2 separate regions of the Mus musculus genome follow, and region 1 is linked to region 2. The links are chromatin loops, found by intact Hi-C in ENCODE. Cell type or tissue: left cerebral cortex. All regions are shown on one strand.

Evidence for each region. Peaks named below come from ENCODE experiments on the same cell type or tissue, not always from the same donor. Only the 100,000 strongest peaks of a DNase experiment are listed, where the experiment ranks them.
Region 1: it touches region 2 in a loop (7-fold over the local background); 6 of 42 quality-filtered maps call a loop at or near these places.

The regions. Positions count from the first base shown.
Region 1 is chr7:144,236,269-144,244,268 of GRCm38, forward strand. All of the region lies in intron 4 of Shank2 (SH3 and multiple ankyrin repeat domains 2), which reads left to right. Among named protein-coding and RNA genes, the nearest start is that of Shank2, 65 kb to the left of the region's middle. In left cerebral cortex, CTCF peaks have their summits at 809, 3,887 and 4,883; DNase peaks (open chromatin) are centred at 720, 2,374, 3,027, 3,263 and 5 more places; H3K4me3 peaks cover 2,929 bases; H3K27ac peaks cover 3,263 bases.
Region 2 is chr7:144,411,255-144,419,254 of GRCm38, forward strand. Shank2 (SH3 and multiple ankyrin repeat domains 2) reads left to right here. Exons shown (of 16, transcript NM_001113373.3): 15 at 1-614. Gm34621 (a long non-coding RNA gene) reads right to left here. Exons shown (of 4, transcript XR_003946689.1): 1 at 7,191-8,000; 2 at 6,969-7,073; 3 at 4,420-4,514; 4 at 3,812-4,037. Among named protein-coding and RNA genes, the nearest start is that of Gm34621, 4.3 kb to the right of the region's middle. In left cerebral cortex, CTCF peaks have their summits at 3,583 and 4,747; DNase peaks (open chromatin) are centred at 1,529, 1,646, 3,200, 3,591 and 5 more places; H3K27ac peaks cover 5,322 bases.

The sequences.
Region 1 (8,000 bases), 170 kb before region 2:
AAAAAGTCAAGCTGCATACCTATCTCTCTGCTTTGACTGTGGATGTGATTGCTTGCTTGAGTTCTCACCTTGACCCCCCCCCCTCCCTTGGTGATGGCCTGTGACCTGGAAGTATAAACTGAGCAAATACTTTTCTCCCCTAATTTGCTTTTGGTCAGGGTGTTTGGCCACAGCAACATAAAGGAAACATAAAGGAATACAGTCCTGTACTAGCAATGACAGTAGCACTTTGCCCAGTACCCTATAGTTTATGCAGCCTGTTGGGACAGGTGGGTGTTTTTAGGTGTTATCAAGGCTGTAGCAGAGTCCTTGTGTGCTGTGGTTCCTGCCATGTGGACCTGGCACTGATACCCTTGGTCCACTGGCCCTGCAGCAGTGTTCATACTTACCGACCCATTACTGGTAGATGGGGAAACTGAGTCCTTAGAGAGAGTGGCTGAGACACAATTGTCCAGGAACACCAGCCAGGGACCAGGCAGCAGCCTGTCATCTTTGATACTCCTCAATCACTACTCCTGAACTCCTGACCAGCCTCACTCCTCAGACATAAAGATAATCGAGGAAGGTAGAGACTATCATGTCCACCCCTGAGCCCCTCACCTCTTTGATGAGGAAGGGCGTATCCAAGGACACGAGCTTTAAGATGTATGCTCCAAAGACTTCGAGGATCACATGTGCCCGCTGTGTGGGGCGGGCCTGGAGAGGGAAGGCAGAGCTTCCGTGGAAACCCTGGCTATTTTTACTCCTGTCTCTCCTGCTTCTGCCTCCCACTGGATTCTCGGTGAGCTGCGGCGGCAGCAGCCCCCTGGGTCCCTCGCGTGCCAGGCACAGGCTATTTTTATGACCCTCTAATTTGCCCATAGATCATGTCAGACCACCAGGGGCAAGGTGGGGAAGAAAGGGGTACAGAGAAGCAAAACGTCTGTGGGAGGGGGCCTGCACCCACTATTAAAGTGCAGGGGATAAGATTAAGGTATAGCTGGAGATAAACCAGGCCTCCCAAGTAGGAGGGAACCCACTGCCTTTTACAGCCACAGCAACCAGCATGGCCTCACTGTGCCCAGCATCCCCCGGAATAGACCAGGAGACCAGGGTTCTAGTCCTGAGTCCAGCCTTAACTGGCTGGGTGACTTTGGGACATTCACCTAACTCCTTTGGGCTCGGTTTTCTCTGTCTTTGCCATTTATAGAGCATCTAGGTCTGCATGCTAGATAAGCAAGAAGTAAATTCTGACACCAACTCTACAAAGTCCCCACAGGCCATCTGAGTCTGGCAAGGGTAGGGAGCAGCTCTAAGACCTCTGCACAGGCATTGAAGACCTAGATAATACCAGAGTTAGCCTTTCCCTGAGACCTACAGCATCTCTGGTGCCCTTTCACGTGCTTTATACATCTTATGCCTACAGTATCCCTCTTATGGATAATTTTATGTATGCCCGTCAAACAAGTCAAGACAGCTGGAGGTGTGCCCAAGGTCACACAGCTGGAGGCTGGGACGTGACCCTCCCCACCCACTCAGCCTCCCCCCCCCTCCCCCCCGGGGCAGAAGGACATTTGATGAACATTCCTTTCCCACTCTTTCCTAACTCATCTGCAGCTCAGAAAGGAGAGGGCTCTTGTCTAAGGCCATACACCAAGCTCCTCTACAGCTTTTTTTTTTTTTTTTTTAAAGAGGGAAGCCAGGTGTGGTGACACATAGTTGACATCCAACCACTCAAGAGGCTTCTTAGTGAGGCCAGCCTGGGGTACATAGCAAGATCTTCTGTCTCTAAAAATAAGCAGCTTAAGATTTGTTTAATTAATTAAGTTAAAAGAAAAAAATGACAGATGGCAAACAGAAGAAGAGTCCCTGCCCTCTTATTTGACTTCAATCGCTGGGGATGAAGAGAAAGGGGAGGCACCATAGGGAAGCACTCGGAAGGTGGTCAGCTCACCCCACACCCTGAACCCCAGCTCTCAGCTCTGCCTCTGAATTTCAATCTGGTGTTCGCCCAGCAAGATCCTTCAGGCAGAAGTTGCAGCATGTCTGAAGAATGTGCCCTAGTCTGCCTCCCATGCACTACCAGGAGTCCCAATCACCTGGAAGGGTGCACTGTCCCTGAGCCCCGGGCCTCCCCTTTGGCATTAGTTCCTTGAAGTGATGGGACTACCTTGCTGTCCACTATACAGAAAGCAGGGAAACTGCCCAGGCGGAGAAGATGCCCTGTTCCAAAATGAGAAAGCAATTACTCAGGACAAGGACGGTCACTGCCTACAAGTGACACCTCTGGCCCCTGCTAATAGTGGTTGAATCATTTTCCTCTCCCTGCTAATGGCGTGCGTAATTGCACTGGTTTTTCAGGCGTCCTTCACCCGTACTTATTTAGACTAGTGACTGATGCGTTGCCATGGAAACCGGCACTAGGAGGAAAAAAAAAAAGTCCCCGGTACAGTGAGGAAGTGGAAGGCTGCAGCTCCAGTCTGCAGCTACAACTTGTGTCAAAGAACCGAATTTTCAGCCGATCCTGATTTTTCCATCTTCAAAAGTCAAATTCGTGAACCTCCTCGTGGATTAAAGTCTCTGGGGTTGTCTTTCTTAGTCCTGTGATCTATTCTTTTTTTCTTCTCTTCTCCTTAAATTCTGACTGTAGAAGACTGCAACTTTTTTTTTTTAACTCCTTGTTGGATTAACAGAGAATATAGTAAGTGAGGCCAGCCTTGAGGACCCAGTCTCCACATGGACCCAGAGGAGGAAGAGGCAAGGGACCGGTCTGAGTGAGATGGTCATACCCAGGTTAGGAACGATGGCTGAGAGCTCCCGGTTCAAGAAGAGAGTTCATTTTGGAGGTATGGTGCTACCTCCCCAGCCTGCTTGGGGTTGGCCGATGTGAGTCTTTGTTCTCTGCTGGAGCAGTGGAGACAGTAGCCCCGGAACTCTGATGCTACTGGCGCTCGCTCGCTCAGTGATTATGGTGGCATGCTCGCTCGGTGTAGTCAGCAGGCTGATGGGTTCCTCCAGGCTATTGTTTCCATCATGGCTTTCTCCTACTTCTGACTTAGACGAAAACAGAGGTAGCTGACGGATCACCCCAGGATGCAGGCATCTCTGTGGCAGAGAATCCCCCACAGTCTTATTTGTATTCTTGAGTGGCTCTCTGAGCACTGGTGGGTTTCTGAGTCCAACTAGAACATCTGTTCCTAGTGAAATACTGTGTCGAGGGGGCTGACTGTATGGGGAGGGGGTGACTGAGGCACCAGTGTCTCAGGATCCCTGCAAAGTGCATGGGAAGTTCCCCAAGCTGGGACGGGGATGCCTGCTTCCCTCAGTGCAGGCTGCCCTTCTTCAGAGAAAGCATGGCCAGCTCAGCTTCTGTTATTGTTCTTTAATCAAGCAGACTCCCTGCTACTCTGGTGGTGTGGCAGTAGAAAGAAAGAAAGAAAGAGAAGCTAACAGGAGCTGCTGTCTTCCCAGGGTTCAGACTGGCTCAAGGACGTAGTGAGCAAGAGGTTATCTCACCCCACCCCTGGATGTCACTTTGAGGTCTGCAAAGATAAATGTGAGTTGCCAAGATTCTAGTGACGGGGGCCCTAGTTCTCACTGCACGGCAACCCTGTGTTCTGTTTGTCACCTGTGGAGTTTGTGCTTCTGGACAGGGGCTGCAGTTATTGACTGGCAGGGAATGAGAGCTCAGGGGTCAGATGTCTGTCTGTAAAGGTCATGGCCAGGCTGAGTCTGTGCCTTCTGTTTCCATTTGGACTGCCCAGCCCTCACCCAGAGCCACCCTGATAAGGGGTGTGCTCTGATCCCCCGTGGTCCTGAGCTCTGGTTAGCCAAGGTGTGGATGCTGAAGCTCCAGTCTGCAGAGTCCTGGCTCCCTCCCACAGGAGGCAGCAGCTTCCTCCTGCTCAACAGGTCTCTCTTCTCAGTGCCCTAGTTCCCAAGCCTCAGCTGCTGGTGTCCTTAAAAAAGATTAAAAAGCTAAAAGGATCCTCCCGCCTCCAGTCCGGATCCCAAATTTAAATCCAGGCTACACTCCTCCAACCTGTGAGCCTTGGACTTCACCTCCAGGAGCCTTCTCTAGGAGGGACTGACTCTGTCTTTTGGAAGGGGTGGGGGTGGGGTGTTGTTCACCAGGCTGCTCCACTAAGGGCAGTGCAAATTGGCAGCTGTTTTAGTTGAGAAATTCTGAGTCCCTGGGGGGAGGATGCCAGTTGTGAAGTCGGACCCAAGACCAGATGTTAGAAGTGGAGATATCGGATAGATAGAGGCTGCATGCTTGGGCACACAAAATGGGGCCCACCCAGGCCACATGACTTGGCTCAGCAGAGCATGGAAGCCTTTGCTGCCTTGGGGGAAGCAGCTAGGTTGACTCTGGGACAGGAAATTTTGTCTACCTGTTCTTATGGGAGTGCCCCTCCCCTGCCATTGTCAGTGAAGCCCTGGGCTGCTGGAGCCTGAGGCACCTGTCCTCTTGGCCTCTTCTTTTCACCGAGTGCTCCTAGAACACCAGAGGCCACCTTGGCAGGGCACTCCCAGCCAAGCTAATCAGCCACATGCAAATCAGACCCAATTCATCCATTTAGTGTAATTTCCATTCAAAGTGCTGGTTTGGGTCTGTGGATTGTGCAGGCTTGTGGAGTCTCTTGGGCTGATTTTTCCTTTTTTTTTTTTTTTTTTTTTTTTTATTCAAACATTTTAATTACTACAGAACAGAAACCACCTCACTGACAGCCAGTGGCTCTATTCATTTGTTCAACCAATTTGAGAGGGTGGTCACTGGGCAACGTCCCCAGAAACCGCTACTACCCCCCTCCTCAATGTCCTCAGTTCCCCTTGGCCATAGAACAGCAAAGAGGGCAGAGGTGGGTAAGAGAGATGCTGATAGTCACCACCAGGAGCACCCGGCACTCACAAGAGAGTTATCAGCTGAGCTCAGAAGGGCAAAGGGAGACAGAGGCAAAGAAGCCATGCACCCTTAGATGAGCACTTCCAAAGTGAAGAAAGTGAGGGTTGTTGTGGACCCCTCTCCCCAAAGCCAAGGGTGCCCACCCCTTCCTGTATTCCTAGTAAATCTCATACAGCATTGTGGGAGTGTTACTTAACGGGAACAGCTCACTGTTCAGATTTACTCTCTTCAGAAGCTCTGTGTGCCTTGTGGTGACCTTGATTCATTCAGTCAGGCTGACCTGGGTTCGGATCCCAGGACCTCTACTCGGGAGGCAGATGACTCTGGAGGCAATCGAGTCCTGCCCAGCTGCCTCCCGACAGAACAAGCTTGAGACAGCTGTGTGAGTTCAGTAGCATGCCCTAGGGAGCTCGGTCATACCCCCCCCCCGCCCCCACTGTAGGTCATGGGGTTATTTCTGGGCCTCAGTTTTCTCATTGGAGTTTTTACAATAAAAGCATGACTCTCTTCTGGGTGTTGGTGACTGAAGAAGCAGGGTGTGGCCATGCAGGCAGAAGTGCCTGTGACTGTGAGAAAAGGGGTCTTGGAGTCATACCTGGAAGTCACTGGGTCAGGGGTCACATGTGGGTAGGCATGGAGACCTGTGAAGCCACTTGGGATTCTGGCTTTCTGTGTCTTGCTTGTCCTCAGCATTCCCAGGATGTTGATGTGGCTGCCAAACCCTGTAGCCAGTGAAGGGGTTGTTTCAAAAACTACTAGGACCTAGGAGGTATAGTGGGATGAAGGGAAGCCACACCCAGCAGACCCTGCTCCATCTCATTGGCCAGGACCGTAGCTACTCCTGGGAAAGGAGGGAGCATGGATTTTTAGCTTCAAAGCCATGCGTGAAAGCGGTTGCTGACTACCACAATATAGGTGTGCCCTGGAAGAAAGGCCTTGGCACAGAGTGAGGTGGGACCTCTGATTCTGTGAGGGGGAAGCTCTGTAGAAGATCAGTTAAGGGCTTGATGCTAGAGTTTTAGTGTCTGGCTTTGGGTGCCCTCAGTAGCTGGCTTGATCTAGTCAGGCTTGAGGCAGAGAAGGATCTCATGTATTCTGCACTAGTTCAGTGTGTGTAACACGTGCTGACTGAGGCCAGGTGATGACTTTGAGCAGATCCCTGTCATGGTATTTCTTCCCAGCCCTCCCTCCCTGTCCGCCTTCTGGAGCCTCATTTCCAATGTGCGAGTATTCTGTGTCATTATAGCGAGGAAAAGCGACACAAGCTGAGACACCCAGATAGGAAGCCGGTGCCAACTTAGAACACACTCATAATGACCTCAGCAGAGTTAACCTGGGATCCCTTGCAGCCACCTTCATCAGTCTGAGGGCAGAATCCTCAGGACCTGAGGATTTCCCCTTGTTCCATCTGTCTCGGTCTCAACATACTCACAGAGCGATGCTTCCAGTATATGATCTTAGGAAGCCACAGCACATGCCCACCATGAGGGAGCTGACCGTCCAGTTCCCCATGGGCTCTCCAACATGTGAGTGTCCTAAGCGTCCAGGAGAGCCCGAACACTGGCCTGAGGGGGGGGCCTTCACTGAGGAATCATGACCCTCTCTCCCTCCCTGGTTTGGTTCGGAGCTGGTGTTCTGTGACCCCTCTTGTCTGTGCATGAGCCCTGATGTCTCGGGGGGTCTTTGATGGGGCAAGGAACACAGATGCACCTGGTTAAAAAAAAAAAAACCACTGTGTAAAGTGACAGCCGCCTGACAGTCCCTTAAGTCGGTATTCAGCTCATGTTTCATAAAAGGTTTTCAGTTGCTAGCAGATTCCCAGGAGAACTGAGAAGAAAACCACTTTGCAGGGGCAGGGAGGAGCACCTCTGTGAAGTGGTTTGTGTTTATTTGGGAAGGGAAAGCAGTTCGTGTGCTGGCAACCTTCCTCTTCTGACCTGGTTTTAGATGCTGAACTTGGCTCTGGCACAGGGCCTTAGTGTTTGGTCCCCATGGATGCAAGTCCTGGGACGCTGGTGGCCCCTACATCCATGCCTACCATGGGGGAATCAAAGGTTCTATGTGCGTGTGCATGTGTTTGTGTGTGTGTATGTGTGTGCATGCCAGAGCTCAACCTCAGAAGTCATTCCTCAGGTGTCGTTTACTTGACTTACTTTCTTTCAGTCTTACTTTTATTATATTTAATCATATATACATGTGGGGGCAGGATATTCACATTAATGTTGGTGCCCTTAGAGGTCAGAGGTGCTGAATCCCCTGAATCTGGGTTACATGGCTTGGGTGCTAAGAATCAAACTTGTGTCCTCTGAAAGAACAGCAAGTGCTCTTAACCACTGAGGCATCTCTCCAGCCAGCCCCCACTTTGGTTTTTTAAAAAATGTTTATGGTCTGTGTGTATGAAATGCATGTGTGTGTGTGTGTGTGTGTGTGTGGTATGTGTGCATGGTATGTGTATTTGTGTCATGTGTATGTGTGTGATATGCGTGTATGGAATGTGTATTTGTGTGATGTGTGTGCATGTGTGTGTACTTGTGTGTTTGTATGTATGAAATGCATATGTGTGTATGGTATGTGTATTTGTGTAGTGTATATGTGCACATGTGTGTACATGTGTATGGTACGTGTGTGGTATATTTGTGTGATATGTGTGTGTGGTATATGTATGTGTGTAGTATGCTCATGGACTTCAGAGGCCAACTTTTAGAAGTTGGAGGAAGGGTCTCTCTTGGTGTATCTGCTGTACTCCATATTCCAGGCTAGCTGGTTTGTGAACTTCAGACAGTTCTCTTGTCCCACCTCCCATCTTACCATAGGATTACAAATGGCTGCCATGACATCTGGATCTTCAGGTCTGTCAGGCCATCTTGTCACCTGCTGAGCCATCTTGCTGGCGCCTACCTTGTTTTGTTTTGGAGCTAGTCAATTAGACTAGACTAGCTGGCCGGAAAGTTCTAGAGCTCTGCCTGTCTCTGCCTCACCACTTAGGGGATTACAAGGGTGCATCACTATGCCTAGCATTTTTTAAGGTGGGCTTTGGGGATCAAACTCGGGTCCTCATGCTCGCACATCAGGCACTGTGTTGACTGACCTGTTCCCCTAGCCCAAAGCGTGAGGC
Region 2 (8,000 bases):
CCAGCCAACTCCACAGACAGTAAGAAGCCAGCCGGTATCTCGAACTGTCTGCCCTCCTCGTTCCTGCCACCCCCCGAAAGTTTCGATGCAGTCACCGACTCGGGGATTGAGGAGGTGGACAGCCGGAGTAGCAGCGACCACCACCTGGAGACTACCAGCACCATCTCCACGGTGTCCAGCATCTCCACGCTGTCCTCAGAGGGCGGCGAGAGCATGGACACCTGCACAGTCTATGCAGACGGGCAAGCCTTTGTGGTTGACAAGCCCCCAGTACCTCCAAAGCCAAAAATGAAGCCCATCGTTCACAAGAGCAACGCACTTTACCAAGACACGCTCCCAGAAGAGGACACGGATGGCTTTGTGATCCCCCCACCTGCACCCCCGCCCCCGCCGGGCAGCGCCCAGGCCGGTGTGGCGAAGGTCATCCAGCCAAGGACCTCCAAGTTGTGGGGTGACGTTCCAGAGGTCAAAAGCCCAATTCTCTCAGGCCCAAAGGCAAATGTCATTAGTGAGCTAAACTCCATTCTGCAGCAGATGAACAGGGGGAAATCGGTCAAGCCCGGGGAAGGGCTGGAGCTGCCGGTGGGAGCCAAGTCGGCCAACCTCGCTCCAAGGTAAGTTCCCAATCAGCTTGGGGAATGTGTGGTCCAGTGCTGGCCAAAAGAAACCATTGGGGAGCCACCTATGCAGCCGAGAAGAGGGGACCTGCATGGCCTCTGCCACACCCATTAGGCTATAACCATGTTGCCACCATCCTCCTGTCACCGGACTACGGCAGAGCCAAGGCCATGGCTGCCATGCAGCCTATGACACACCTTCCTAAAGACACATAAAGGAACCAGATTGCACGGGACCAGGCCCACGGTCGCTTCCAGAAGGAAGCTTTGGTCTCTGCTCCGTTTCCTCTGGCCCTTTGCCAGGACTACCTCAAAGGCAGGCAGAGCTCCATTAAAACCCAAACTGGTCAGCAGAGGTGGCCAGTGTCTGAACATGGGTGTACCATTCCCTCTCCCTTAATCCCCCTTGGGGTTGAGGATTTGGAAGGAGCTGGGTCATTGCTCTGGATGAACACCTGCCCCTCTGCTGCATCACCCCACCCAGGGGCAGACGTCACAAAGAAATCACTGCCAGCTGCGCCCGATGGGCCGTTTCCAGCCTCACGTAGGGCTTAACAAGCTACCTTCATTGGGATGGGGGGGGGGGTAGAATAAACACATTCTTCCTAAGTCCAAACAGAAGGTTCTAGAACAGCCCCCTGTGTGGTTTCAGGATGGTACTCGGCAGCCTTGCAGGCCCCACCCTCACTCATGGCCTTTCTGTTTTTGTTCCTTGTGTGATGTACACTCGTGCTGTCTTTCCGCTTCCGTGTGTGTAGTGCTCAGCCTCTCTGGCTGACAGTTGAGCTCAGGTTTCATCGGTTTGACTAATGAAGTCTTTCTTTATTCTCCCGCTGGGCAGGCATCTGATTCAAACAACCGAGCCCATTAATCAGGGACATCACACTGCATCTGAGTCTTGAGGTTTGGGCTGTGAGCCACAATTCTTCCTGTTACCTTTTGGTGTGGTTGTAAATGGAGGACTTGGACGGCTCCTTAACTCCTTTGAGAAATACTGATTGGCGGCTGTTGTAAAGAAGTGTGCGGATGCCACCGCTTGGTAATGGGAAACCTGCTACAGGTGGTGTGCAGAAGCAAGCTCCCGTGGCTCCCTGCTAGCTTGGGCGGGCCTGCAGAAACCCTCCACTCTGGTGGGTGGGAGGTGGGGTAACCACACACCTGCATATTTTAAACATGTCCAGGAGTCTCACAGCAACCTTGGAATATGCTTGGTTCATATTTTTCCTCTATAGAGTCTTTTATGCCACAGCCTCTTGTGAAAGTAATATTTGCAAGCCCTTGGGGTGGCGTCCCTCACGACTGGGCAGCATGATCCTGTGTGTTAAGTCCATTCTTCAGAGAGGCCGAGCAGGTATTGCAGCCTCTCTCTAAAAGTGAGGTTACAATAGCTGCCCAGTCTTCAACAGGAGAAAAGCTGAGGTGGCCGCTGGCATTGGGAAGGTGCGGGGGGGGGGGGGGGGGTTGCAGGGGAATTCTGAATCGCAGCAGATGACCCTTGCTGCCTTTCTTTTTCTGGTTAGACAATGTCTGGTGGCTCCCAGGAGAGGGAAGGAGACTTACCCTCCACTGGGGGCTGGGACTATTGTCTTTCCCTACTCCAGGTAGGTGCCAGATGTGGGCTGGGTGCTCAGAGAGAGCATCACTAGCACTCAAAAACTGGCTCCACCCAGCCAGTCTATTCCTGGCGCAGACCTCTCAGAGCAAGGACTTTAGCCAACGCCTACAAAGGACCAACAAACATTGGCCATTCTGTCACATAGGTACCAGCAACGTGGCCATCAACCAGCAGAGAGAGAAATCTGAGGCAAAGAGTCAAAGGGACTGTATGGGAAGGTTCTAGAAGCTGAGGCTGGGGGTTGGCTTCGGAAAAAGGGATCACCACTGAAGACCATCTACAAGACTGAGCTCCTGGGAAGAAAGGAACCGCCATTAGACCTAGAACTCCCCTGCTAATGAGGGGAGAGATGACTGTTGTTGACCTCAAGCAGTAGAGGAAACACAGGCCTCTGACCCTCCTTTTCAAATCTAAGGATTGCACTGGGTTGGGCATGGGCTTAGGGTCCTGGGATGCCAGCAGCAACTGCGAGACACAGAGGGCCACAGGCTGGGGTAGCCGTTCACAGAACCATGCATGCATCCTGTATGGGATATGCAGGTGACCGAGCTCTGCCTCTTGCCTTGGTGCACTGGCCTCTTGCCTACATTGCTCAGACACCTCTCCGTTGCCTTCACTGCCAGGCCCAGGATGACAACTAGAGATTCACTCAGTCTGAGCATCTTGCTAATGCCACTTGTAAATGCTTCTAAAAGTTAAGTTGTGGACCACCCTGGGCCAAATGAGGTTCAGAATCAAAAGGAGAGAAAGAAAATGAAGGTTTCAAGAGATAACTGAAAGCTGGCCATGCTCTCTGACGTGACACACATTAAGGCAGAGAGACCCTGTTTCCTCAAGCATGACTGCTCACCAAGGAAAGCCTGGCTCTCAGCGTGTTCCTCAGTGGTTCCACCACATGGGCAAGAGCTTTGCTGTGCTTGTAAATTGAAATAATGGGCCTTTTGCTACTTGGCAGCTCCAAGAGACCTCGTCTTATGCTGGCACCAGGACAGGATCCAGGAAGAGCAGAGAGTTAGAAGGCCTGGCATTTGCTTCCTGGGGTGTAAGCAATCTAACTTTAGGATACCCGGGGTTTAGTATACCCAGTAGACTGACCCCAAGATCAAGACAGTGTGGAATTTAGACATATTTAACTACAAATATATTGAAAAAGTCAGCTGGAACTCTCTTTCAATATATTTGTGTATATGTTAGTGTATGATATCAGAGCCACTGAAAGACCATGGTGCAAAGCCGTGAGCAATTCTGGCTATAGGCCTGATGCTGAAACCTGTTCTCTTCCAGCATCCTTGGGAAAACCTCAGCTTGCGTTCATCTCCCCCTAGAGCACAGGGTAGGGAGTGCTCCAGGGAGTCCCCACCGCTCCTCTCCGAGGGTGTGGCGTATGCAAACATGGATATGCAAACATTTCATGGGTAACCTTGGCATGTCCTTCAGTTGGACAGGGCTTTTGGCTTTCAGAGCCTCCTGTCATCTGAATCTGGCCCACAGTGGAGGCAGCAGGCCTGACACACATTTTTACTGCTTCATGGATCTAAGCAGAGCACTTAGGTGTCCTGGTTAAAGTGCATAGGGCCAATGACGAGCCATGGTAGGGAGTTTACTAAGCTGCTACCACTGTCTACAGCCCAGTACCAAGCCCAAGAAAGAAGAGACAAGAGGACATCACCACAGAGGATTCTGCAGTACAGTCCTCCACAGCTGGGAAACGTAGTCATTGTCATCCACTCAGGCAGCTTGTTGATGGCCCAGGACACCAGGCGCCATATGGCACTCAGAATTTGTCATTTAAGAGAAGCACGTCCCTGTTAAGAAAGCATAGCCAGTGTTCCCTTGGGGAATGCCAGCTCTTGAGGTGAGAAATGGCCAAAACGAAACAACAGAACTATATGTAACAAGTACCACGGAGAAGACCAGGCTCCAAAAGGGCAGAACTAGGATGGAGCTGGCACTCAGAGGAAGGGTATTTCAGTGACCTAAAGTTCACACCGGAACCAGTTATGCAGAAACCAGAAGCATGGAGCCCAGGACATGATGGGTGGAGCATGTGAGGCTAGGCCAGATCAGACTCTCCATGCCCGTGGGGGGAGTCAGCGTCAACCCACCAGGCAGGGGAGTGGGCAGGCTGTGGGGACACAGGATTGCATCCAAGGGATGAAAACCACGCACAGACTTATCATGGCTTACCAGGAGTGGACTCCAGTTTGTTGACACTCCCGGGATGCGTGTCACATGAGGAAGATGCTTTCAAGGTCTGTGCTGAAGACAGGTGGTTTCTGTTGCTAGAGACAAGAGGTACCTTGGAGACACTGGAGAGCTAGACCCGGCTGCCTGTCTATAAGCACTGACTCCTCAAGCTGGCTGTGACCAGAGACCAGCCATCACATCACTCAACAGGATGAAACCTGTTCTCTTCCAGCATCCTTGGAAAAACCTCAGCTTGCGTTCATCTCCCCCTAGAGCACAGGGTAGGGAGTGCTCCAGGGAGTCCCCATGGCTCCTCTCCAAGGGTGTGGTGTACACTCTACTGCCAGCACTTTGTGGTGAGTCCACAAGGGGCAGAGTTCGGCCTTCACCTTTCTGAAGCACACAGGAAAGAAACAGTGGTACTGAGGAGGTACAGACACCCAAGGTCCCTGGGCAGGCAGCGCTCCAGGTGCTGATGGGGCTTCACTCAATCCCTGCCACCCCTGCTGTCCTCCCAGGGCAGTCCTCCGACCCTGGCCATTGTCCTCTGGCTCTCAGCTGGGTCACCAGTATTAATCAATACGATTGTTAAACTGCTGTGACCACCTGGTCCTAGAGCATGGGCTTCTGTTTCATGACGTCTCAAGCTCTCTGCACTGCCACACAGCTCTGGTACCTCAGTCACCAAGCAAAGCAGGAGGGTGATGGCACTGCCAGGGAGCAGCACTCAGTAGTGAGGTGAGCCCTGCTGGGGACAGCCTGGCACTTCCTGCCACTATCCACATATTAAGGTGACTAGTCTGCCAGAGTCTCTTCCTTTGACCACCAAACAAACGGCAGGTCTCCTTTTTAGAACATATTTATCTATTTGTATGTGCAGTGGATGTTTTGCTTGCTTGTGTGTGTGTGTGTGTGTGTGTGTGTGTGTGTGTGTGTGTACGTACGCCATTTACAGGTAGCACTTGCAGGGGCAGAAGAGGGCACTGGATCCTCTGGAACTGGAGTTACAGATGGTTGAACCATGTGTGTGGGTTCTGGGAAATGAACCTGGGTCCTCTACAAAAGCAGCCAGTGCTCTAAACCACTAAGCCGTCTCTCTAGACCCGTCAAGTCTTCTCTCTTGGTCTCATCCCTCTTTTGACAAGATCCTATCACAGGTAAACAGTTCTTCCTGAAAGTAGGTGCCTTCCTGTCCTGGCAACTTGTGAGCAGGGTGGGAACCCAGACAAGTGTGCTGAGCCTGAGACAGCTTCCTCGGCAGGAAAGCAGGCAGTGTCCCACAGCCATTCCTTCTGTGGTTATGTATTCTGTTCCCATTCTGGAGAGAGGCGTGGAGTGAGCAGAGTCCTCACAGTTCTCTGAGCCTGTGGTGACTGCAAGGCACCAGGATCAGAAGTGCTGAGGGGGTCCCAACTTCTGAGACTCAGGCAAACACATGACCTGGCTCTCCTTCCCGTGCCCCATTTGTGGAAGCCTAGATAGGCAGAGCAGCTTCATAAGAAAGCAGGCTGATGCCCAATGGGGTTCTATACCTGTAATGCCAACGCTAGGGAGGCTGAGGCAGGGGGATTTTGATAAGTTCTAAAATAACCTGGGGCTACAGTGAGACTCTGTCTCAAGTCACTAAAAAGAGGAGAGAGAGGGGGGAGGAAGGAGGGAAGACAAATAGCTTAGAATTTAGTGGCTCATACAGAGGGGAGCCTGGGACTGAGGGTCCATGCCTCAGAACCCTAGCATTAGTGCTGGCCCCTGAGGAGCCTCTGGCCCACACCTCTGCTCAGGTTCAAACTGAGTAACCACAGTGTGAGTCTGGTTGCCCTTCCATCTCCCCAGCTCATCAGCTCCTGCCAGGAAAGACAGGTGAAGAGCGTCTGTGAGCAGCTGGATTCGCTCTTGGGCTGGTTTTGTTTTGTTTCTTAATTCTCACATTTTTTAAATGAATTTGATTTTAAAAGCAGGCTAGAGATGATCCTCCCAGAGGCGGGTGTTTGTGAGTGTGTATCTATTCTAAATCAGGGTAACAGACTTCTGTATATGCCGCCCAGCAGCCCCGCCGTTGCCTAGCAACATAATGATCTGCGCACACGGGAGGATCCTGTGAGTCATCACTGTGTGATTCACCAGGAAGGAGGCAGGCTACCCAGAAGGTGCAGAGCAAAGCCGGCAGGCAGACCAGTCCAACTTAACTCAGCAGTTGTCATGCTGGGTGGGGTACCGGTAAGCCCCAAGCATGTGGCCGGACCAGATCCATGCCATTAGCCACTAGGCTGGTCACCATGTTGGGGTGTAAACGTGATACAGAGCCCTAGCCTGGGCAGGTTGGCCTGGGTCCACTGGGAACAAGATTCATTCTTTCCAAGTCAAAGCCAAGTGAGGGAAATAGCTGTGGGCCACTTGTCAGAGATCCTTTCTTTCTTCCGCAGTGCCTCATGGCACGCCAGAGAAGGCAAAGAGTAGTTCCCTTGCTCGTATGAGTGCCTGCCCCAAGCCCCCTGGGCTGCCTGCCAAGAGGGCTCTGAGGTGCATTGTTCAGCCAGGGTTCAACCTACCATGTTTCCACCCGTGAGGAGGCTGCTGCCTCTCCTTGCTTTCCAGTCAGTTCTGCAGTGTGGTCTCAACCGTTCCCTGTGTCGTTTCCATTTGCTCCCATGGTGCTGTTTGCAGAAGAGGGTCATGCTGAGCAGAAGTAAGTGCGGCGGCCTGACCAGATTTGTGTGTCCGTCCCGTCCCCCCCCCCCCCCCCCCCCGTGTGTCACTGTCTCTGCTCCTACCTCTGCTTCCCAGATTCAGCTGCCTGCTGGCTGAATCCGTCCTGACCAGAAGGCCAGCCCAGTCCAGGGTGCTGGCTTAGAGACCCTTCAGAGCAGTGCCTGGGTATCTGCTGGCCCTCAGGGGACTGGCATGCCAACCACATGGCTCCAAAATAAGGGTCAGGCCAGTGCTGGGCACAGAACTTCACAGCTCCCTCCCAATCCTTCACTGCCTTACTGGCACTCAGGAGCTCCTGTAGGACACCCCCTGCCTCCCCCATCCTGAAGTATCACATGCTAGAAATGTGCCCCCCTCCCCAGTTGCAAAGAGCCCCTGGGCAACTTCAATGCTTATCCAGGCTGAACCTGGAATGGCTTACCCTACAACCAGGAAATCGTTGGGTGACATAGCATGTTCTGCAGACCCTTAACATGTCCCTGGCCCACCTCTCCATGACTAACTAAAGCTGAATCTTTAGAGTTCCCCCGAAAGCTGCAAAGCCCAGATGGGCTTCAGGACCTTAACTTCATGAGCTGCCTCAGTCCTGTTAAGATGACCCGCACACTGCAGGGACAGGCTCTCTGAGCAAACTTTGGTGGGAGGGCACTCTTGGACTTACAGGTACCTACAGTTCCCAGAAGCCACTGCTGCAGGTCCAGTGCTCCCACCCACAGCAGAGTCCTAGTCCACTGAACTCACACCTGCAATGTCCAGGTCTCCCCTGCAATGTCCAATATTTGAAGTAATCATTGCTAGCCCTAGTAGGAATAGTCCATAGAACAGAGAGGTCACCTGCTAATGGCTTCATCCAGACACACAGCAGGCTAAGA